Regions from separate parts of the Mus musculus genome. Here all the other regions are linked to region 1. A link is a loop called in an ENCODE intact Hi-C map of the cell type or tissue named here. Cell type or tissue: heart. All regions are shown on one strand.

The links. Peaks named below come from ENCODE experiments on the same cell type or tissue, not always from the same donor. Only the 100,000 strongest peaks of a DNase experiment are listed, where the experiment ranks them.
Region 2: it touches region 1 in a loop (2.2-fold over the local background); 4 of 42 quality-filtered maps call a loop at or near these places.
Region 3: it touches region 1 in a loop (3-fold over the local background); 6 of 42 quality-filtered maps call a loop at or near these places.

Annotation. Positions count from the first base shown.
Region 1 is chr14:67,043,696-67,051,695 of GRCm38, reverse strand. The region is part of intron 2 of Ppp2r2a (protein phosphatase 2, regulatory subunit B, alpha); the gene reads left to right. Among named protein-coding and RNA genes, the nearest start is that of Ppp2r2a, 25 kb to the left of the region's middle. In heart, CTCF peaks have their summits at 1,026 (motif pointing left), 4,698 (motif pointing left) and 6,946; no DNase peak of the experiment used is centred here; H3K27ac peaks cover 285 bases.
Region 2 is chr14:67,617,867-67,625,866 of GRCm38, reverse strand. No RefSeq gene overlaps it. Among named protein-coding and RNA genes, the nearest start is that of Gm24981, 55 kb to the right of the region's middle. In heart, a CTCF peak has its summit at 4,886; DNase peaks (open chromatin) are centred at 1,826, 2,756, 4,206 and 4,736.
Region 3 is chr14:67,131,498-67,139,497 of GRCm38, reverse strand. No RefSeq gene overlaps it. Among named protein-coding and RNA genes, the nearest start is that of Gm30438, 24 kb to the left of the region's middle. In heart, a CTCF peak has its summit at 3,696; DNase peaks (open chromatin) are centred at 3,417 and 4,097; H3K27ac peaks cover 2,236 bases.

The sequences.
Region 1 (8,000 bases):
GGCCAAATAGTAAAACTCTGTCTCAGAAAATAATAATAAGCTGAGTTTAAATTGCTTTGTGGAGTTTTTGTGACAGTTTATATGTTCTAGGCTGCTTGTGACTTGTAATTCTCCTCCCTTAGACCACTGATACTACGGTTATATATGTCTGCTACCACACCTGGCCTAAACTTGTGTTTTGAATTGAGTTTGGTGACATTTAGAATTCAGCAGTTAGTAAAATTACCATAGAAGAAAATATCCTGGGAATTACTGATGTGGGTGAAAACAACATTGTTTTGTTCAAGAGTAGAATTAGACTAGGTAGGAAAACTAATACAGATTTCCTATCACTTTTTATCAAAACAGGCTTTGAAAGAATGTGCAAAGTACCTTAGCACTATTGACTTGTGGTAGTGAATGATGATCTAAACCCACGTGTTAAACACTCTGAAGTGTCCAACAGCATAATAGGGAGAGTTCAGTATCCTTGGAAACCCTGGAGGAGTGCCCCAACTAAGCCGTGAGACGCACTTGGCAGGTACACAGTAGTAGCTGGGAAAGATGACATTGTTGACTGCTTTAGTGTTTGTTTACAGGGTTGAGAGCCCCCTGAAGAGTAGGAGAAGGGACCGGTATTGATTGGCCTAGGTGGAAATGATAGTGGTCTATAGGTGGTTAGATTAATGAGTATTTTGTATTTTGAAGCAGGGATTAAAAATCCAGTAGCTTGAGATCTGGGACTGTAGTAACTAAATGGTAGAGTGTCTGCCTCATAGGTCCTGTGAGGTCCTGCAAGGCCCTGTGTTAGGTCCTCTTAAATAACAGCAACAGATACACAGGCCTGTGCACACAGGAGTTGGGTGAGGCAGGGAGGCAGCTAGGGCTGTTGAAGCTCAAAGATGAAACTGCTCTAGGCTTCTCTCTTTAGCTTGTAGTCAAGTTACCTCGTGGCCATGAAGTTCTTAACTGTTTTTCTGTGCTGACCAAGGAACTATAGTGGGCACCCTCTAACATGGCTCCAATGGACACTGCCCTCTGCTGCTCTGCTCTTTGTATAAGTTTCTCCCTTGAATGACACACCTAACAACTGACTAGTACAAGCATGACAGAAGTGATGACATACACTTACAGATGAGGCTACCCAAAGGTCTGTGCTGTTCCCTTTCATTTTCTTTCATTTTCATGACCAGCTACCATGATTGTGAACTTTTCTGGAATCCATGTGGCAGAGAACTGGTATCTCAGGTCAGCATCCAGGAAAAATGATGTCTGACAGCAGCCATGGGAGTGAGTCTGTAGTTGGCACTTACATAGTTTCCCTCTGGAGCATCCTTTCACCTGACAGCCCCCAGAAATAAGGCCATCGGAAACAATTGTTTTTATTTTGAAGACATTAGTCCAGTGGAGTTACACAGAAAATCTCCATGTCATCAAGCCTAAAATTAAATTTCAGCCCCCATTGCTCATATATTTTTAAGTTCTTTTAAATGCAGTTTATGGCTACTGCTTTTCCAAAACACTGTCTGCTTGGCTTCTGGAAAAACATCCCACCTCACCAGCAGCCCCCAACCCAGTCATCTCTTCATGTGGTTCCTGCTCAGCTGCCAAGGATAGGAAAGCCTCAAGGCGCTTAGCCTGCAACCCTGGTTTTCTTTACCTGCCCCAGAAGGAAATCACCTTGAAATGCCATATGACTTTGAGTGCTTTCTGTAAACTCCTGCCAGATCCATTTAGCTGCTCATACAACATTCTGCTCAATTGTAGTTCACTCAGAGATGTGCAGATGGACTATAGTTTTTCTTGTTTTTCTCCTGCTGGGTTTGTTTTTACAAGCTTGTTACTACTCTTCTGTATGTTGGTCCATCCGTCCATCCATCCGTCCGTCCATCCATCCATGTTTCTGGCAGGGCTGCCTTCAGAATGCATTCTTCTGCTGCTGGACAGTTCTGACTCTTCTCATCCCTTATTTAGTAAGAACACATTCACAGAGTTATTTGAAACATAACTTCCTTTGAGAAGTGTAATGGAAACAAGGAATTGAATTTTAAGTATGGCTGCAGACCAGGTCAGGAAATGCCTACCTGATGTTTTACCTACCAAAATTAAGAGGAAAAAGAATTTTAAAAAAGATCCAAGTAGAAAGAATTCACTGTAATTTCCTTTCTCCTTTCTGTTTGACTTTTGAGTGTCTCAGGCTAGCCTTGAACATCCTTTGCAGGAAATAATGGCATTGCATTCCTGATCCACTGCCTCCACCTAGCTTAAGTGTTGGGAGTGTAGGTTGCTACCATGGCATGCTTAAATTGCTGTTCCTATAAAGGCACGTGAGGTGTTCCTTTGATTAAGGGTTTGTGAGGAAATCAGTGGTGTAATCTTTTGGATTAGTTATCCAGCGGGCTTTTCTTTCTTTTGTTTATTTGCTCTTTAGACGCTGTTAACTGGAGCTTCTGAGGCACATATCTGCCTATTAGTGATGAGGTCCTCTGAGCCAGTGGGAAGACCTAAACTTATTTTTCTTGATATTTATCTTTATTTTATGCACATGTTTGAAGATTTGTTCATACCTGACCTCTTGGCCTCTTGGCCTTAGATTTTTCATCTGTTAAGTCTTTGTATTAATGTAAACAGGTGTACCTGTTTGTGGTGGGAATTAAATGCTAGTACATTACATGCAGCTTACCACAGCATGGCACTGCACTGCACTGCACTGCACTGGCTCTGACTACAGGGTTGCTTACTAGGATTTCTAAAGCACCTCTGCTTTGCTCTCCTATCTGCTCTCCCTCCTCCCGATTCCCAGTCTTCTGTGTTGCAGTTGACAGGACACAAGCTGACAGGGTTGTTGTTAGTTAAAACTCAGTGTTCTGGTTTTGGATATTAGAATAAAGCCTGTAAAAAATTTTTAACATAATCTAAAAATCTCTAGTCTTTTCATCTAAATTTCTTAGGAGTTTGTAACCTATGAGAAATCAAATTTGAATTAAGAATGACTGTCAAGACAAATGGACAGTGCAGTGTGTCCTGATTCTTATAGTGTGATTATGACAGTTGTAGTCTGTAAAGCTTTTATAAATACACACATCGATAGAAACCAATTCTGAGTTTAAAAGAAATTACTTTGAAAATAACTTTTTTGTTTTGTTTTTTGAGGTAGAGTTTCTCTGTGTAGCCCTGGTTGTCTTGGAACTCACTCTGCAGACCAGGTTGGCCTTAGACTCAGAGATCCACCTGCCCTTACTTCCGAGTGCTGGAATTAAAGACATTCACCACCTCTGCTCGGTGGGAAAAAATATTTTATGTGTCTGCTAAATGTATATATATGCGTCACATTCATTCAGGTGTCTGGAAATTAGAAATGAGTGTTGGATCCTTTGGAACTGGAGTTGTGCATGGTTGTGGGTCCTTAGAGGCATCTCTTCAGCCTTGAAAGACCTTTCTTTTGTTTTTTTAATTTCAAAATTAAAAACCTCTATAGCTACACTTCTGTGTGTTTTTAGTGCCGTGGAATATTTTAGTTTTCAACCATTTAAAAATATAAAATCTGCCAGATGTGGTGGCACATGGGCTTTTTAGTTCCAGCAAAGACAGAGGCAGGCAAGTATCTTGTGTTTGCTGCCAGTCTGGTCCACATAGTTTCAGGCCAGCCAGGACCACACCCTAAGACCCTATCTCAAAAGTGAAAGTAGAAACATCCTTGGTTGGTGACTAAGATACCCATAGATGTGAAGTGTGGTTTGTTTGCATACACACCAGAAGAAATGTTTGTATCACCACCATCAGTATTACTGGTGATTTCAGACTGGGTCTCACTCAGTAGCCCTTGCTGGCTTGGGGTTTGCTATGTGACACAGGCCCAGGCTCTGTGTGTGTGTGAAGAAGCAACAGAGCAAGGCAGTTGTGATACTGTTACTTGTTTGGGCTGTAGGCTCAGATTTCAGTGAACTAAAGTAGAGTGTTTGGAAAACAAAGGCCAAGGCTATATTGACCATAACACCCTAGGGACAATTAATATTTTGTTTTATTTTGCTGTTTATAAAGGGTCTCACTGTGTAGCCCTGACTGGGCTAGGACACCTCTAGGTAGTAGCAGGTTGTCCATGTTTGCCTGCCTGTCTTTGTCTCCTTAATGCTGGGGTTAAGGAGTCTCTAAGAGCTAGGCTAAGCTTCCTCCTCTAGGCATAAGATAATGAATGGCCAGGTAGGAAAATGACAGTCACACTTTTGGTTTGTTTTCTGTGCCTGTGCTGCACTAATGTGGTCCTGAGGTATCGTACATGAGTGGTTTCCCGAGTGAACCTAGGAAGACAAAAGCAGCTTTATCTTAAAAAAGAATGCCAACCATCTCATTCTGTCCATGTCCTGATGTGAAGACAGTGGGAACGCACTGACTCAGGCTTCTCTGGACGCAACAGAGAGTCAAGAGTCGAAGACATTTGCCTCCAGGTGCTTACCACCACTGTCTGCCCTCTGCCTCTCAGGTAAGAGGGATGAATGGTCTAGTCAGTGCCAAGTGGGGCGGCTATGAAGTGGAGGGAAGAAAGAAATGGTGTGGCCTGTTTGTCAGGGGTTTAGTTTTGAAGGGAAGAGGTTTCCAAAGGACAGCATTAAGTTGGACCTGCTTTGCATGGCACAGTGGCTGTTTCTCCAACAATCAGATCTGTGTGGGTTTAGTGGCTTGACCTTGGGAAAACTATTGAGGACTTTGAGCTCCCTCTAGAGGACAACAGTCTAAAAAGAGCCTCCTAAAGTTCTTCAGGGAAAGAACCTGAAGATAGCCATCCCTTTTAAGTAAGAAGTTACTGCTTTGTGAACGTATTAACCTCCCCTTCGTGTGTTAGCCTCACAAGTGCTAAGTTTCACCCCAGTCTGAGCATTCCCTTATATATTTCTGAATGAGTCTTTCTGAAAAAATTTGTGTTAGTCATATCTAAGTAGCTTTGTGGGGTCAAAGAAAAGATGGTGAAAATGGATCGTGCCTTTTAATTGGAATATAAGTATGTACCAATCTCTGAGTCTTGAATGGACCTTGTGAAATGTACAGAGAGACAGATAACGTGTTTACCTGCTCTCCTCAATCCATCTCTCCACATCTGGAAAGAACAAGTACAGGAAGATTAACAAGATGATGAGCTAAGGTATAGGCTTGTGCCTAATTAAACATGTGAACGAGCTGACACTGACCCGCCTAAGCTTCAGAGCCTAGCTAACTACCGAGCAGTTTGTTCCAGGACAAAAGTGTTAGCCGTGGTCAAATGGTCTGAGGTCCATTGGTTATAGCTTTGATTGTGGTTCATCCTTTTATTCTTTGTTTATTCCTCTTTGCAGAACTTGTGTAAATTCAGTTATTTAAAAATGCACCTATAAAATGAAATGTTAATTTTGTGCTAATGATTTGAATAAAACTGTGTGTGTGTGTGTGTGTGTGTGTGTGTAAGTGTGTGTAAATGTCCATGCTTGGGGAGACCACTGGTTGAGGTCAGATGTCTTCTTCATGTTTGCTTTATGTGGTGTTGGATATCAAATCCAGGGTTTCATACATGCTAAGCAAGCTGCCTAGTAACTGAGTTACAGCTCCCACTTTATTCTCTTATGTGCTAGCATTGCCCTTCTTCGTCTTCGTCTTCGTCTCCGTCTCCTCCTCCTCTTCCTCCTCCTCCTCCTCCTCCTCCTCCTCCTCCTCCTCCTTTTCTTTATAAAGTATGAGGAGATATGAATGGTGAAAGCATGCCAAAAGGATCCAAAGCCAACCCTGAAGGCTTTTAATGGCTAAATGTTGAATAATTGAAATAGATTGAAATTATATTTAAATTTTAACAAAGAGCTTTAAGCTTCCTCCAATCCCCTTGAATTTAGGCTGCACCTTCCTAAGCACAATGTGGGGGCCTAGGAGTAACTTTCTATAGGAAAAACCTTAGATGAATAGAGAATGGACTATGTCATCAGTAAATCATGGACATTTCCACTCTAACCACAAGGAGGATGTACCACTGTAATACTGTGACATAAACGGTATGCTAACATTTGTGATTTTCCTGCCAGGAACCCACAGTTGCAGCATTACCTACCGTTTAAAAAAATGCATTTCACAGTCTCAGATTGAGGGATTTCCCACTGTCTACTGCCCAGGACTCTCAAGTTCATCAAAGACAAGGCAGTCTGAGGAACTCATAGGCCAAGGGAAGTAACGAGACTGTAGTAGGGTAACCTGGACAAAGTTTTGGAATGGAAAAGGCACGAGGGAACTGAGGAACAGCACTATCCAGTTCATTTAAAATGTGCCAAGCTGCTTCCCTATCTGTGACAATCGCAGTATGAGGTGTGAACAGTAGTGCCACTAGATGAGGTGTCTATAGGACTCTGTACCATGTGTGTGACCTTTCTTAAATCTAAAGCTGGGGGTAAAGTTTCTGGAAGGGCCTCTATCAGCTTTATGCAGTTTTGTTAAGTGTTTGTGAAGTGAGTCGCCTGTTAGTCTGCATGTCCCTGTTTACAGGTGAGCAGCGGCAGGCTGTTCTGTAGGAAACTGAGGGAAGCCTGTGCTACTTTGAGTGTAGTTTGTCTTCCCGAGGTTCGTGTTCTGGCTGCATGGTCCTCAAGGGTAACCATGTGAGAAATAGACTGTGGTATATGGAATGTTGTGGTCATGTTCTTGGAAGACGCTAGTTCAGTGTAGTTTATGAACTCCAGGTTTTCTAACAGAAAGCCATGGTCCTAGGAAAAATTGAATAGTGTTTGCAGATGTATGGCCCTTTCACACCCTTAATTTTCTGAATTAGACGCTTCCTAATAAAACAATAGTATTTTCTCCAGCCATTATACTCTTGTTCCTGCTAGATAGGTTGAAATATCTGTTAAATATGTCAAGGCATATGCTCTGTTGAAAGACAAACCCAATCGTGAACACAGAAACCACTACGTATTGGTAGAGCAGAGCTGGGACCCTATCCTTAGTCTTTTGTCATCCCCTAGTGGTTAGTGACTTGCAGGGCATTGTTGAGATTGGTGACGGGAAGGAGGAAGCTTTTCAGGACTGAAGAGAGGGAGAGCCTGGCAGCCTGAAGATGGGACAGCTAGCTAGCTTGTTCTCTTGTAGCCCTTTAAGGACGCAGATGATAGTGAGTATTTGAATCCGTTACTTTAAACATGAGTGATGTAAAGTTATGAAAGTGAAACTTGAATGACTGGTAATACTTACAGAATACTATATGCCTTAGGTATACCTTGAAGGCTTTAAAAATTCAGAAAGCATGGTAACAAGTGAGTGATATATCAGATTAGGATTACAGAATGCCTGGGATAGGATTCCAATGTCTGGATTTTATTACTTTCCGTGACAAACTTATTTTCACATGGTAAACATAACTCTTTTGATTATACAGTGCTATAGGCTTTGAGAAAAACCAATCACAGTCATTACTGCAACTGGTACACCAAGCAGTTGAGTTGCTCCAGAACATTCAGGCCCTCTGTAGTGTGCATCTCATCCCTGACCCTAGTAATCAACTCGTGGTCTCTTGTTTCAACTTCTGTTGCCATTTGCATTTAGCTTTATTCACCCAGCCCAAGGCATCTCGAGCTGTATCCTGCTTGCTATTGCTTATATCAGTAGTTATTCCTTCTTCTTACATTCATATATGGGTGTCTGGTTTCTTAGGTTTTGTTTTACTTGGGTAAGTAAGTGCTTGGGTAAGTAAGTTGCTTAGTCAACATGTTAAGAGTGTATTTGTATTAGTTTTCTTGTAGCTGACAAAAAACAACTTAGGGATGATAAAAAGCTTGGCTTACAGTTTGAGGTGATATAGTCTCATGCCAGGGAAGGCAATAGTGGCTATTAATCTTGTGTCCACAGTCAGGAATCAAAGTCTGCATTGCCCCTCCCCTGGTTTTATTCAGCTTGAAACCACAGCCCCTGAGATGGTTGCCACCAGTGGGGTCTTCCTCCTCAGCTAAACCACTCCCAAAACAGAAGACTTGAGGAGGAGGTATGTTTCTTAGGTGCTGTATTGGCTAGTTTTGTGT
Region 2 (8,000 bases), 570 kb before region 1:
CCATGTTACCCTGTTGCTTGACAATGTGGCTAGAATCTTCTATAAGAGACTTCTCTCTCCAGTTCCTAAGAAGTTGGTAATTTACAGCCTAGTGCTTACTGACATGATCCAAGCTCAAGGTGCCTTTCCTGGGTCCCCTGGAGCCTGCATCTGAAAGCATCCTGCCTGATTACATCCTATTGAACTTGTTTGAACTCTTCCTTACTGTTACACTCTCTGATTTTATCAACTGTGAGGTCTGGACCCCCACCTCTAACCAGCTTGGTATACAGACTCACATGGCAAAGGGCTTAAGTCTCCTGAGTTAGGAATCAGAAGTGGGATGTAACATCACCAGGGGTGTCCCCCACCTTCTCTTCCCCTGTCCTTGTGTGACTTTCTTCTTTGAAGAGCCTCTCTTCGTGTGATTGCAAGCGTCTCCTGATGCACAGTCCTCAGACTTGTCTGGCTCAGCATGAAGGCCACCTCTAGAATCCTCACATGGATCAAAGAGATCCTTCTAGTAAGTCTACATCTCAGAACAAATGCTGAGAGCACAAAGGCTGAGATTGGCAGGCCTGTGTGTCTATTCTTATAGCTTCTTTGTATGTGTTGGACATGGGAGAATCATGGCAATTACAAACCACAAGTCACCTCAGTTCTCCTCAGCCTCCCTAAGACATAACTGGTTGGTTCCTCATCTGCCAAGAGCCTAGTATAACACTGGAATCTTCCAAAGGAATCCAGAGTAACACACATATGATTTTGAGAAGTCATCCTGACAATTTCAGTCACTGTCATATTCAGTATCATTTAGAACCTTCCTGAACAGGCGAGGAAGCTGGCTCATGGATGAGCAGAGTGGATCAGAAGGACTAAAATGCAAATTCAGGGTCCAGAGAATGGCTTAGCTGGTGAAATGTTAGCCCAGCATGCCTGGGACCTGAGTTTCGTCTTCAGCACCAAGGGTGGGGAAAAGCTGGGTGTCAAAATATGAATCTTGTAGTCTCAGTGCTGAGGATGTGAGGAAGGGGGATCTCTGCGCTCACTGGCCAGTCAGTCTAGACAGATGGATGAGCTCCAGATTCAGTGAGAGGCACTGTCTCGAAACTAATACAGAGAGGGATTGAAGAAGACACACAATGCCAAAATCTGATGAACGCACTCAAATACAGAGCTACACACCCACAAGTGTACACACACACACACACACTGAGGAAGATACACAATGTCAAAATCTGGCTGCACTCACTCAAATGCAGAGTTATACCCCCATGAATGTACACACACACACACACACACACACACACACACACACACACACACAGAGGAGAGTACAAACCTAGTCCAAAGTTTCATTTCCATTTAAGAGTCAGAAACCCATAAGAGAACACTGCCTTTATGGTAATGCTGTGCAAAATTGGGGTCATCCCCAGAATCGTGACTCATCTGGGCCTTCAAAGAGCTGAGGTCATGATGTAGCCTGAACTGAATTCCAGGGTCTGGAAGGTAGTAAGCCCTTCTAAGGAGACAAAAATGGTAGGAAATTCTCACAGGCTAGGTTTGGGGAGTTTCTCGACCATTGACAAGGTGCTGGGCTCTGAACTGTGCAAGGACTGGCCAGTCTGGCTTCAGTTCTTTTTATTCTAGACTGTGGGGTAGGTGCAGGTTATCTATTGCTGTGTAACAAATCTCTACTCAGCAGCCCGTGACTCACAGTCTAGGACTCAACAGTCCACAGATAGCTTAACTGTGGCCTCTGGCTTGAGTCTCAAGCTGGCTCCAATTGAGGTGTATGTCTGTGGTCCACTGGGGAGGTTCCTGTGACCAAGCTCACCCAAGCTGCTGCTGTTGAGAAGCCTTGCTGCTTGGCTCTCTTGAGGACAGGACCTAATGTGGCAGCTGGCTTCCCTCAGAGCGAATAAGTGAGCAGGAAAGCCACTGGTCTCCTGTCACCTAATCTCAGCAATGGCATCTGGTCACTTCTCCTGGATTCCATGTATTAGAAGGGAGTCACTAGGTGCAGCCAGCACATTCAAGAGGGTGGGGATTACATAGGACAAGCATGCTAGGAAGCTGGATCATGCCAGCCATCTGCTACGTAGGAAAAACGTCAGGTGGGGATCCAAAGCCGAAGCTGAAACCTCAGGAATGGAGCAGAAAGTAGGAAGGAAGGGGCCATGGGGTGGGGGTGGTGCAGGGGTGGGTGTGTATGTCAAGTTTTGCAAAGACTGGAGCCTTGACTGGAGAGCCAATCATTACATTCATTAAAGATTTGAGACTTAGCATTAGCCTCAAAGGACTCCGAGCCCGAAGAATGATAAAGAAAGAAAGACACAGACACATGTGACTTCTGCTACATCCTTCAACCATCTAAACAAATGCACGTGGAAGGTATCAGCCCCATTTCATAGACGACAAGCTGAGGCCTGGAGGCCTTAAGTGTCCACTTCAAGATTAGGTGGTATTGTGGTCAGGATTGTACAATGCTCTGCAGATATACTGAAATCATTAAACTATACGCCCACAGCAAGCAAATTTTGTGCTGTGTGAATTAATATCTTGATAAGCTACTAAAATCAAAATACAACAGAAAGCTAAGGCTGGGAAGGCAGGATGTGGTACGGTGGGAAATTTCAGATCTAACTGATCTGGACTCTGGATTCAGTTTCTCAGGATGTAATAACCAAACACCACACGCTGGGCGTCTTCCACTGATGATGTTTGTGTTCGTGTGTTCTGGAGGCTGTGAGTCTGATACCAGGCTGCTGCCAGCGGGGCTGTTTTCTTTGGCGGCCTTAGGATTTGGCTTGTAGGTGGTCACCTTCCCTTCCTGGTCTTCATGTGGCCATCATGTCTGTGTCCTCATGGTTTTTTTAAGAAGGATACCACTCAAGTGGGACCAGGTTCCTCCAGCCTTTTTTCAATTTTAGCCCACCTTTTCTCACTCAATGTAATTAGGTTATGAGTTACTGAGAGCTCAAGCTTTGGAGAGACATATTTTAGTCCATGATAACCTACAAAAATTATGCTCATTTGCCTTTTTAGTCAATAGAAGACCACTATTATGTTTTTTAAAATCCAGTGTTAAACATTTATGGTTATAATATTATATATACATGTATATTATATCATATATATCATATATATGATATATATAATACAATATGTAATATATCACATAGTATGTGATATATTATATATACTATAAATACCATGATATGATAATAGTAACCATATATATAATATCATATATAGATGATACAATATCAATATCTTATATATGACATCACTATCATTATATATGATAAATATATGATATTTATTCTGGATTTATTAGTGTAGGACCGTCTTTCAGTTTTTGAAACAGGGACCTGTGTAACCTAGGCTGGCCTTGAACCTGCTTTGGAGTGGAGGATGACTTCCAACCCCTGATCCTCCCCTCCCAAGCCCCGGGATTAGACGAGTGCACCACCTCACCCAGTTTTATGTTTTGCCCTAGCAGAAGAGAACTGAGCACATTCTGATTTCTACAGATAAGCATTTGCAAATGGTAATGATTTAAAATAAATAGCTCATCATGCAATCTCTGGATACTCCTCAAATACACTGATGCAGAGCCCAAAAGAGAAAAAGTTGAGTTAAAAAACAATGAAGATGAATTACAAACTAATAACTTTAATATCTGTTAGTCATCTTTATCACTAAGTGATAAGTGAAATAAGAAAGCACCCAAGATGTGTAATATATACGATTGTGGTTGCAGATGTAATGCAATCTCCACTCTTGTCATAGCTTTCCTGATTGTTGCAAATGGACTCGGGCTTGTGCTGAGAGAGGGGGCGTCTGTTTGCTTGTGGAGGGTGGCTTCTCTTCCCAGGTTTTGCTGTGGCTTTTCTTCTGAGTCAGAGAGCAGCCAGTTCACGCAGAAGGAACACACACATGCTGTGTTACCCGAGGGGCTGTACAGAGGACAGAGTTTGCAAGATGTCCAGACAGCACAGGTTAGCTTATTGGCATTCTGATATGTTCAGTTTTGACATCTGAGACATCTGATAGTCCATTTAACTTTCCGGGGCAGGCAAACCTCAGTTTTAGAGATACTTGACCTGGATGCCTGTGGACTCCCATACAATCAGCCCATCAGGGCTTCACAGTCTGAAGCTGCCTGTAGTGTGTCCTAGACTCACCACAGTGCCATGTGGTCTGTGTCATTGACATCTGACCACTGGTGACCAACCTGACCACTGGCCTTGTTTGGGTTGATCAGAGCAAGAAACCCAGACACGAGCCCATTGAATGAAAGCCCAGTGTGTTCTTAAGGAAAATTCCAGGATAATTGGATCTAAATGCTTCCTCCTGTTAACTAACCCTTAGACTTCAAGGACACAGGAGAGCCCCTGTTATCTCTTTACAAATCAGCCACAGATCTTAGAAAGAATTGACTGTCACTCAAGACTGCCCTTAAGTCTGCTTCCTCCCTCAATTACGGAAGCCTTTGCAGAGCCGAGGCCAAATGAGTCTATAAAAAGGACTTATTTACCACTTGGCACTTACCCGCCAGCACTGTGTACTCTCTCTCTGTTTCTCTGGTTCACATTTATTCTCTCCACACCCTGTTTTCCCATCTTTTAAACCAATTAGGGAACTGTAGGTTTGGCCCAAGTACCACAAAAGCTGTTCTTTTTGAGCACTGAATTTTTCAGTCAACAAGGAGAGGCCAGCCAAGATCCCTTTATCTCAAAGACAAACAAAAGCAGCTAATGAGGGAGGTGGGAGGGCTGGAGGTGGTGCATTCTGGAAGCTTTACTCATTCTTTGGAGGAGATAGCATGATTTTATGCAAATTGGGATTCTATGCACTGGATCGGCTCAGCCAAGAATCTTGCTAACTTACAGCTCTGCCCCACTGGATGGCAACAGAGAGCTATCTATGCCTTGGTCTCTGTAGTTGGAATATCTTTCCCTCTTGCTGAAGGGGAATGAATCTTTCTAGTGGAACAATACTAAGAATTTTGCCCAAGAAGAACTGATTCTTGCCTCAGTTCTCCTTTTGCAAAGTTAGCCTATGTTTCATATTCAACATGCTTGTATTTTTTTAATTTATTTATCAGGACAATGAGCTTGACACATATGACTGGTGCATTGAATTCATAGGTTCCACATCCTCATATCCAGCCAGCAGAAGATTGGGACTATTAAAAAAAATCTGTATATATGCTCAACACATACAGATTTTTTTTTTACCTTGTCATCTTTGCCTAAAGAGCATGGGACCATAGCTACTTGCATAACATTTCCATTGTGTTGGTAGGTGTTAGAAATAATCTGGAGATGCGTTACTCTACATGAAGGTTGCACAGAGGTGATGCACAGATGCTACACCATTTTATAGAGGAATTTCAGCATCAACAGATTTGGGTGTTTGGGTGTCCAGGGATCAGTTTCTGTGGATACCAAAGGATGACAGCACTGTATTGTGTTTCCCAAGAAAACCACAAAGCCAAATTTCCTCTTCTTTCTTTTAATGATATGTATTGCTTTGAAAATACCCCACCCCCACCCTCAGTAGCTGCACTAGCTGGGTATGAAATTGAAGGCAACAGTAAGACTTGGCTTTGGTCAGATTTCATGCTGAGTCTCCCACTCGGAGCAAGTCACTGACTGGTCTGAGCAACCAGAGGAGAGCATGATGTTGATGGGGCTGGGCAGTGGAAGGGAGGAACAGCGGTGCTCACGTGGCTTTCCACACAATGGGAGAAGAAACCTGCCATATCCACTCAACACCATAGCCTGGGAAAGCTGGTGCTCTCCAGGACTCAGCAGTTGACACTGTTTAAAAGTTCAAACGATTGGTGAGGAGATATGGAGCAAAGAAGAGAGACCAGGAAACGGGACTTCTGTCGTAGCCATAATGCTACCAGAAGAGCCAAGAGTGCCCTTTGAGTTCACTGTGCAAAGAGCAGCCTGTTGCAAACTTGCCTGGCATGAGGGAGAGAAGGGGAAAGAGAACTCGGGGGAACAAGGAGACCAGAAAGAAGAGGAGAAAGAAGGGTGGGGCTGGAAGATGACAGAAAGTCACGATGAAGGTCACCCACCCTGGCTAGAAGCCCAGAACCTCAGGTCCAGGGCCATCTGCTTGGCTCCCTGCTTGAGTACCCTCAATCCCTAGTTGAGTGCAGGGCACGGGCAGAGCTAGATGATAACCATTGGTAAGTTCAGAGGTCCTTGGGCTGACCCTTGAGAGGAAATCCTTGTGGCTGATGGATATGTAGCCCGGGAAGTCTCTTTGAGGACTTAGAAATCCCCAAACACCTCCTCTCGTCTCTGCCTAGCTGAGAGTTGGAGCAGGGCTGTACAGGATTCCAAAACCACTTCACCCAGGATCAGCTGATGACTGTTCACGCCTGTGGCCCGAGGCTCTACAGAGGGGTCCAGGCCAGCGCAGAGCCTGTCTGGCCTAGGAAGCAGTCCTGGCAGAACCAGGAGGAAGAAAGACAAAGACCCTGAATACTGCAGTGGGAGACTTCAGAAGATACAACTGGGAGGTCCAAAGAAGTCAGAACTGAGGAGTGGACTTCTCTGGGGATGTCTTTTGAATTGAATCAAGTAGTATCAGTTCGTATTTACATAACCTTATATAACAAGCCAAACAAAAGAAGATACTTCGGGGCCAAGAGCATATTGAAAAGACAAGAGAGGGAACTTCTCAGGAGAGAAGACAGAATTCAGGGCTATCTTTGGATTAAATAAGAAACTGCTTGTATATTTAAAGCCATTCCACACTCATTTATTGCGTTTGAAAACAGTTCCCGGATGGCAGCGTTGGGGACACGAGCTGTTTCTGAGCCCATTTTCGGCTTCTCGTTTGTCTAATGAGCGATTTGAGCTTTTGCTTCGGTACCCAGAAAAGATAACACTGTACGCCGGTATAGGACATGGCACAGTCCCAAGCATCACTATGCCTGTCTGACCCAGGCAACTACTACCCTGTCAGGAGGGCTCGGCTCACATTTCTGACTCTCCAAGTGCAGATATTTCAGAAAGTGCAAGGTGACTTAACCAGAGTCACACTTGCATATAGATGCCCCAGTATAGGGGAATCAAGGGCAGGGAGGTGGAAGTGGGTGGGTGGGTGGAGGAACACCCTCATAGAAGCAAGGGGAGGGAGGATGTGTTAGGGTGTTTCTGGGAAAGAGGGATACCAGGAAAGGGGATAACATTTGAAATGTAAATAAAGAAAATATCCAATAAAAAAAAAGAAAGGCCTCGAGACTCTAAGCCTAGTGTCTATTTCACACAGTTCAACGATCGTTTCTGCATAATTTACAGGCTCAGGTATCCATAAGCTGCTTTAGTAAATATTTATTTTTACCTTTTAGCATTGTCATTATCCTCTGCCTCCCTTTATAAAGCAACACCATAGCTCAGCATCAGAGACATGTCATAATGTCCTTTGCATCCATGGCAGTGTGTGAGAAGATTCCAGGGTAGAGGGATGGAGTAGGAGAATTGGAACTCCTTTCTACCTTTCCAGGACTGCAGCAAGCCCTTGACTTTGATCCTGGTCGCAGCTCACTACTCTCCTCTCCCTGTAGTTTGTGCATGTAAGGTATCTTCAGGAGACTAGGCAACTAGGCAACATACTACAAGGATTATTATTATTATTATTATTATTATTATTATTTCTTCTTCTTCTTCTTCTTCTTCTTCTTCTTCTTCTTCCTCTTCCTCTTCTTCCCCTTCCTCTCCTCCTCCTCCTCCTCTTCCCCCCTTTTCCTCTCTTCCTCTCTTCCTTCTCTTCCCCCTTATCTCCCCCCTCCCACCTTGAGACAGGGTCTCATATATCCAGGCCGGCTGCTAACTTACTATATAGTTGAGGATGATGACCTTGAACTTCTGAACCTTTTGCTTTTGCTTCCAGGGTACTGGGATTGCAGACGTGCATTACCATGCCTGGTGACTGCAGCACTGGAGGTCAACCCCAGGCCCCTGTGCATGCTAGGCAAGCACTTCATGGGC
Region 3 (8,000 bases), 88 kb before region 1:
TATTGAAATCTGTATCTAATAAGGATCTAATCCAATTATTACTGGAATTGGTTACAGAAAATTTCTTCACGGCACATTTACTTCTGTGCTCAGAGGCATTAGATTCTGCCACGCCAGTGCACTGGGGTGACAGGCTCCACCCAGAACACCTGACTCCCCTGCAAACACTGTGGGGCCTCTGTATCTATAGATTCGGTGTCCACAGATTGGACCAACCATAGACTGAAAATACTTGGGGGAAAAAAAAACAGTCTCTTAGCGACTATGTACAGACTTTGTCTTGTCATTCCCTGAATAATACACATAATGACTCTAGGCAAGGCGTTTACATTGTATCAGAACATGTAGGTCATTGAGATAGCTCAAGTACAAAAGAGACCAGGTACCCACCGCATGATCTCTTCTATCCTGAAAGCTACTACCTAGAAAATACATCTTCCCATTACCTGTGTTATAAATGAGATTAGCTGGGGCTGGAGACACTCCTCGGTGGTTAAGAGCACTAGCTGTTCTTCTAGGGGCCCTGGGTTTAATTCCCAGAGCTCACGTGGAAGCCTACAACTATCTATAACTCCAGTTCCAGGGAATCCAATACCTTCTTCTGGCTTTCAAGGGCACTTTACTGCCCAGACATATATGCAGGCAAAACATCCATACATAAAAAAACAAATACGAAATTACATTAGTTGGGCATGGTGGCACAGGCCTATAACTCTAGTACTTAGGAGGTTGAGGCAGAATTGCTGCAAGTTTGAGGCCAGCCTGGGCCAAATAGTAAACTCAAGGCCAGTCTGGGGTATGTGGTGAAACCTTGTCTCTAAAAACCGAAATAAACAAATGAAGCTGGAGGTGGTAGGACACCTTGTAACCCAGCATCTGAGAGGTGGGGATGGAAGGTTCAGGAACTCAAAGGCATTCTTGACAACATAATGAGTCTGAGGTCATCCTGGGTCACCCAAGACACCGTCTCAAAACCAGTAATATACATGGCAAGGCTGAGACACAGAGCGGCGAAGACCACCAAGCAAGTAGTATGTGTAGCTAAAACTCAAATGTAAGATGTTGGTATCTGGATGCTGGTCCCAGTCTCAGCCATTGTGAGATTGTCTACTGGCTCACACACTGTCACAGACACATACTGTAGCACGTGGTGTTTTCCATGTACAACTTGGCATTTTCCAGTCATTCAAATGGGAGAACTGCCGTAAGGAAAAGTGACTAAATCATCACATATCTTAAGTGTGAGAAACTTTTTGTTTAAAAAGATAGTTAACCTGAAAAGAACTCGTGTTTCCTGAACCTGTCTCTTCCTCTTAGTGCCCGATTGGCCAGTAGCATCAAACTGTGAAGATGAGCTCTCACCAGTGAGATAAAATGTAGTCACTAAGCCGGGTGTGGTAGTGCACATCTTTAATCCCAGCACTCAGGAGGCAGAGGCAGGCAGATTTCTGAGTTCGAGGCCAGCCTGGTCTACAAAGTGAGTTCCAGGACAGCCAGCGCTATACAGAGAAACCCTGTCTCAAAAAACCAAAAAAATAAAAAAAATAAGATGTAGTCATTACTAAGATCTGGGATAAAAGATGGAAGCCATCTTGGTTACATGTGCTTGCAGAGTGTTCTAAGACCCAATTAGTTCTAGCAAGCACACATAGATGTGTTTCTTTGTGTGACACTGAGATTATTCTTGGTTTATAACATAAGGTATCACAAGAATGACCTGTATGGTCAGAAAAAGTGGCGGCTAGGTTCTCATCCTGGTACAGTGAACCTGCAGCATTGTCAAGGAACGGATACCAAGACCCTTGAAGACACCAACATTCTGAGGTGTCAAGTTTCTCTATAAAATATCATAATGCTTGTGCTGACCTACACACAAGTTTCCTATCGTCTTAGAAATCTCTGGATTAGAACATATCTAAAACGATATAAATTCAAATGTTGATTGCCCAATAATGTAAAAAAAAAAAAAAAAAAAAAGGGATGGTAAGCCAGATGTATCAGCACACACTTTTATAACCCCTGCACTTCGGAGATGGTGGCAGGATCATGAGTTCAAGACCAGCCTGGGCTACATTATGAGACCCCCATCATAGAGGTAGGGGAGGAAAGGAAGAGAGGAGGAAAGAAAGGAAGGAGTGAAGGAAGAAGAGAGGAGGAAGTCTATTCCTAATTAGTTTGGTAGGTTTTTTTGAGATTGGGTTTCACTATGTTGCCCTGGCCGGTCTGGTATTTGATATGTAGTCCAAGCTGGCCTTGAACTCATAGAGATCGGCCTTCTTCTGCCTCCTCAGTTGTGATTTGAACAGTAATGACCCCCCCCCCCGACACCTGACTCATGTGTTTAAATGCTTGGCCCATAGGGAGTGGCACTATTAGGTGTGGCCTTGTTGGGAGAATTGTGTAACAGTAGAGGCTAGCTTTGAGTCCTTATAAGCTCAAGTCTGGCCAGTGTATCTCACCGCCTTCGGATCAAGATGTTGAACTCTCTCCAGCCTCGGATCTGCTTACAGGTCACCCTGCTTCCCACTCTAAGGATGATGGACTAAACCTCTGAACTGTAAGCCTGTCCCAATTCAATGCTTTCCTTTATAAGAGTTGTCGTGGTCCTGGTGTCTCTTCAAAGCAATGGACACTTGAACTAAATCACAAGTCCTAGGATTAAAGGCATGCACCAGGATGCTTCAATGAAGGACAGAGTGGATGGCTCTGAAACGGTGCCTGGGGCATAGAAGATGCTCAACAAAACCTTGCTGCTGTTACTTGAACTCCGCCTGACATGGAATCAGACCCTGATGGTTCTGATGGTTCCATAAACCGTGGCGCCTCCCCTAAGCTTTGCCTCACGGGTGCAGTCCCCCACACTGGATGAAATGAGCCACTCTCGCCACTGTGCTTTGGACAGTGTCCTGTCACGGAATCTGTGAAAAGAAATCGCATGGTACATTGGTTTCCACCAGCCAGACCTCAGGTTCCTCTTGTCGGGGAGGAATTCTGCCTTGTCTGTACACAGTGACTGGTACAATGTCAGCCAATCATTTCCAATAACTTCTGAAAAGGACAGGAACGGTGGTGCATGCCTGTGACCACAGCTCTTCACAAATATAGGCAGGGGGGTGGGAGTTTGAGGACAAGCCTGCACTACAGATAGTTTGCTTGAGGTAGGGAGGGAGAGGGGGGAGTGAGGAAGGAAGGGAGGGAAGGAGGCGGGGAGAAAAGGACACAGGGAGGGATGGAGGCAGGCAGGGATGGAGGCATGCAGGAAGGGAGGGATTGAGGGGGACTAAGGGGGGGGGGGGGACAAAAGAACTTCCCTGTCCTGCCTTTCAGGGAACTTTTATTTTGAAGCAGCAGCAGCACAGTGGTGATCTTAGCTAGGGCTCCAGCAGCTGCGCATGAAGGGACTCTTAGGGTGCTAGCTCCAAGCCTTGGAGCCCATCCAAGACTCTTCCCAGCTGCACACTTAGAACCTGGTGTTGGGTCTGGGTTGAGAATTGCCCTGTGGGGGGTTGGGGAAAGGCGGGGCAGGGGTACACTTAGACTAGGAAACTTTCCTGACACCGCCTATTAAACCTTTTCCTGCAGCCCTAGGGCAATAAGGTTCTTATGGGTTAGGTTAGTAAACTGAACCGTGCATGTGGTCTGCTGGATGGCAGACTGTGAGCCTAGAGGATCTGAAAGCCCCAAGGATGATCTGTCCTGGGGGTGGCAGCAGCGGGTGGGAACCAGCCCTTGGACCTGCTGCACAGCCCAGCCTGGCCCAGGCCTCAATCTGGCCACACCTTCAGCACCCCCAGAAAGGCCGCTGGAAGCAGCCTTAGAGACTGTCTGGTTACCACCTATTGTTCCTAATCTCCTAAACACCACTGAAGATAAAATGCCAGAAGGCCAGACAATGGAACCGACTTTTTTGCTTAATATTTTTAATGAGAGAGTAAACACGTGACCTTGCAGCTCCGTGCCAGTTACATTTCTATTTACTTGGAGCCTGGGTACAATTAGGACATTTATCTCACTTAGTCCCTGGTCACTCCTGCCCCCAAATGTCCCCCGCCCTCTTCCCAAACGAGATGAAAAAACGTTTTCATTATGAACCCGTATCGGTTGCTGAAAGCAGCTATTTTTAAAAAGTGATGTCATAGAGACTAAATTGCTACATTGTTCTGCTTTCAGAAAACGCTCAATGGACCCTTTGGTAGTCGCTGACTGCTATTTGTTAGATGCACACAAGCAACCAGCCCCTCCCGCTCGCATCCCAGATCCCATGCTCACTTCAGAACTGTTGTTGGACCTCTGGGGAAATGTCTATGTGTCTATTTTGCACAGCCTTTCAATGATGTCCTTTTTACATGTTGTGTGTGCATATGACTACTGTAGTCACCCTGGAAAAGGATTCAAGGCTGTCTTTTCAACTCCAACTCAGGAAAAAAAAGGTTCCCGTCACATAAGTACTTACTACATGCATAGAGCCTCAACTTCCGATAGTCAAGTTTATGGCTTTTCAACCTTACGTTGGTGCAATAAGCACATCCCCTCAGCAGAAGTCAGGAAACAGCACAGGCAAGATGGCTTAGCAGGAGAAGACACTTGCCATGCAAGCCTTACCACCTGAATCCATGCTGGAAGAAGAGACCAACTCCTCAAGGTTGTTCTCCATTCACCAGACATGCTCTGTGCGTGCTGGAACTTGTGCATGCCCTCAAGTGTGTGTGTATGTGCTCGCGCCAATTTTATAAAACCACAAAGTGAGGAATACATCTCTAAATATTTTTCCTTCTTCATTTTTTTATTGTTTTATTTTACATGAATGGGATTTTGTCCAAATGTATGTCTATGTACCGTGTCTATGCCTGGTGCCTGCAGAGGCCAAAAGAGGGCTTTGGATTCCCTGGAACTATAGCTACAGACAGTTGTGAGCCACTAAGTACGTGCTTGGAACAGAAGCCCAGTTCTCAGAACCTGGGTCTTCTGCAAGATGGGCCAAGGGGTAAGGCGTTTGTTGACAGGCCTGACAATCTGAAACCAATCCCTGGGACCCACATGGTAGAAAGAGGGAACTGACTCCCAAAGCCTCCACACGTGTAAATTGTGGCATGCACACATAACACATATTCACACAAAATGAATGAATATAAGAGAGAAAAGAAGAAAGAAAGAAAAAAAATCAAGCCAGATGTGGAGTTTCTCTTCTTTAATTTCAGCACACAGGCAGGCAGATTCCTGAGTTTGAGACCAATTGGTCTACAGAGTGAGTTCCAGGATGGCTGTGGCTATACAAAGAAACCCTGTCTTGAATAACAAAAGAATGAAAGGAAGGAAGGAAGGAAGGGAGGGAGGAAAGGAGGGAGGAAGAGAGAGAGAGAAAGAAAGGGGGAGAGAGAAAGAAGGAAAGGGAGAGAAAGAGGAAGGAAAGTAGAAAGAAAGAGAAGGAAGGAAGAAAAAGAAAGAAAGAAAGAAAGAAAGAAAGAAAGGAAGGAAGAAAGAAAGGGAAGAAAGAGAAGGAAGGAAAGAAAGAAGGAGAGAGAGAGAGAGAGAAGCCCAAATGGAAGCAAACACTGGGTGCTCTTGCTCTCTCCTTCCGCCATGGATTCAGATATTGAGGCTTATGTGACAAGCGTCTTTCCCTGCTGAGCCACCTCAGAGATCCTCTGCAGCTCTCATCTCTTTCCTGTGGCTTCAGCCTCAGATACTGCCTTCCTTCCACCTTAAAGAAAAAGTCTGTGCTCTACCCACACCCTCCTCAGGTTAGCTTGCTTTAAAGGCCTGAAGAGTAACAGAGAAGCCTGTGTTCACCCTCCCATCCCCTGTTCCTCTCATGTCTGGGACCCACTCAGTGCTCCACTCAAAGGGCTCCTGCTGACGCCATAATGCTGAAACCAGGTCCTTCTCCCTTTAAGGCCTGTGCAACCTGGACCCACAAGGCTGCAGACCCCCAAGAGGCTGCCTTGTCTAGATCTAACCCTCTTTTATTTTGCAGCCCCACTGTCTCAGGCTCCTTCTCCATTCGGTGAGTTTTCAGGATCCTCAGAGTTTCCACCAGGGCCCTCTTTTCCTCTTCCTTTGCACAGCTCATTCACTCCAAGGCTTTAAATAGCACAGGGAAGCTGAACAATTACAAGCCTACATTCCCAGCCCACATGTATTTCCCAAGCTTCCGTCTTAAAACCCCCACTAACCCCAGAGATCTATAGCCTTGGAAATCCTACGGGCGCTGGACGCTCAGCATGGAAAGAACAGAATAGCAGTGTTTGGTTCCCTTGACCAGACGTGATGGCACACATCTGAAATCCCAGCACCTGGGTGAGGGACGCAGGAAGGCCAAGAGTTCTCATCATCTTTGGCTTCACAGTGTTCTAGGTCATCGTGGGCTTTTTGAGACTCTGTCTGACTGAGTCTCAGACTCCAAAAGGAAAATAATAACAGGAGCTGAATACAAGGCTCTGATGAAAGAGTAGCTGCCTAGCAACACAGTCCTGGAGCCCCATCCTTCGGAGGTGGACATGGGAAGATTAGAAGTTTCAGGTCTGCCGGGAATGCAAAGCAAGCTCCTACCGCAAAAGAGAAGGGGGAGGGGCACCAAGATGGTTCTGTAGCCCTCTTTCTGCCAAGTGACATTTAGTAAGGCAGTGCTGTGGTATGTTTTTTTTTTTTCATTTTATAAACTTTATTAGTTTAGGGAAAAAAAAAACAAGAGGGGAGGGAACACAGCAACAACAACAAAACAAACAAAAACACACACACACAAAAAAAAAAAAAAAAAAAAAAAACCCCACGGCATGTCAAAATTAGCCAGACCCAAAGTCTATCCATCTCAGTGACATAAAACTAGCCAGCACACAAGCGTATGCTCAGCATTAACAATGAATGCTTTAAGAGCTGACGTCTGCATAAAGCAGAAAGTGTGTGTGTGTGTGTGTGTGTGTGTGTGTGTGTGTGTGTGTGTTATGTGGAAGCCAGAAGAGGATTTCAAATTCCCTGGAACAAGAGTTACAGGTGGCTGTTGAGATGCCTGCTATGGGTGCTGGGAACCAAATTCAGACCCTCTGCAAGAGCAGTAAGCACTACAACCACTGAACCTTCTTCTCTCCATCCCCAATTTTCCACTTCCCAATTGCTTTTATTTACTATTCTAGAACCAAATAGCAGTATAGACTCAAAGTTCAGAATGCACCAGTCTACCAAATGGGCAGGCTACATTTATAGCCAAAGAAGAGAAACAAAACATGACACACAAGACACAGAAAGGTGTGCAGAAGTGCAGTGTCAGTTGTCTATCTTATAGGCTTCCATCTGGGTGGTGGCACACACCTTTAATCCCAGCACTCAGGAGGCAGAGGCAGGCAGATCTCTGAGTCTGAGGCCAGCCTACTCTGCAAAGTGAGTCAAGGACAGCCAGGGCTACTCAGAGAAACCCCGTCTTAAAAAAAAATAAAAACAAAACAAAAACAGAGTTTAACAGTTGGCTATTTGTAAATGGCTGAGACTCAGTTTATTTCCCATAGTAGGTTGCAGTCCCCACAGACATCAAGTGTGGTTGCAATACATTCTGTATGGAGAAATCATGAAGCCAACATACAGATGGATGGCTGCAGCTTTAGGCCAGTCTCCATTCAACTAATAGTATCAGCTCCGATTCTCTCCTCTCTTAAGCTCTTAGTTTGTTCTCTTCCCTATCCCAAGCTCTCAAGATGTCTGAGCTTCTCAGCCATTAGAGTTGTGAGCCAGACGCCTGCTAGAGAAGCAAGTAGACTGACTGCAGATCTTTATCTTGCCCTCTGCCCCACCAAAAGCAATCATCCAGCCAGCCTCATCCCCATCTCTGCAGCAGAGCACCAGCTGCAGCTCCCTTCACCTCCTGCCCCCAGCTCTAGTGGGTCACATAGATCTTCCCCTCCTAACCCACCCCCAACTCCAGCAGGCACTCCCCGAGGAAACGCAAGCCACTCTGACTAGGGAAGCAAATTGGCTAACTGCAGATCTACTCATCTCCCTCCACTCCTTCA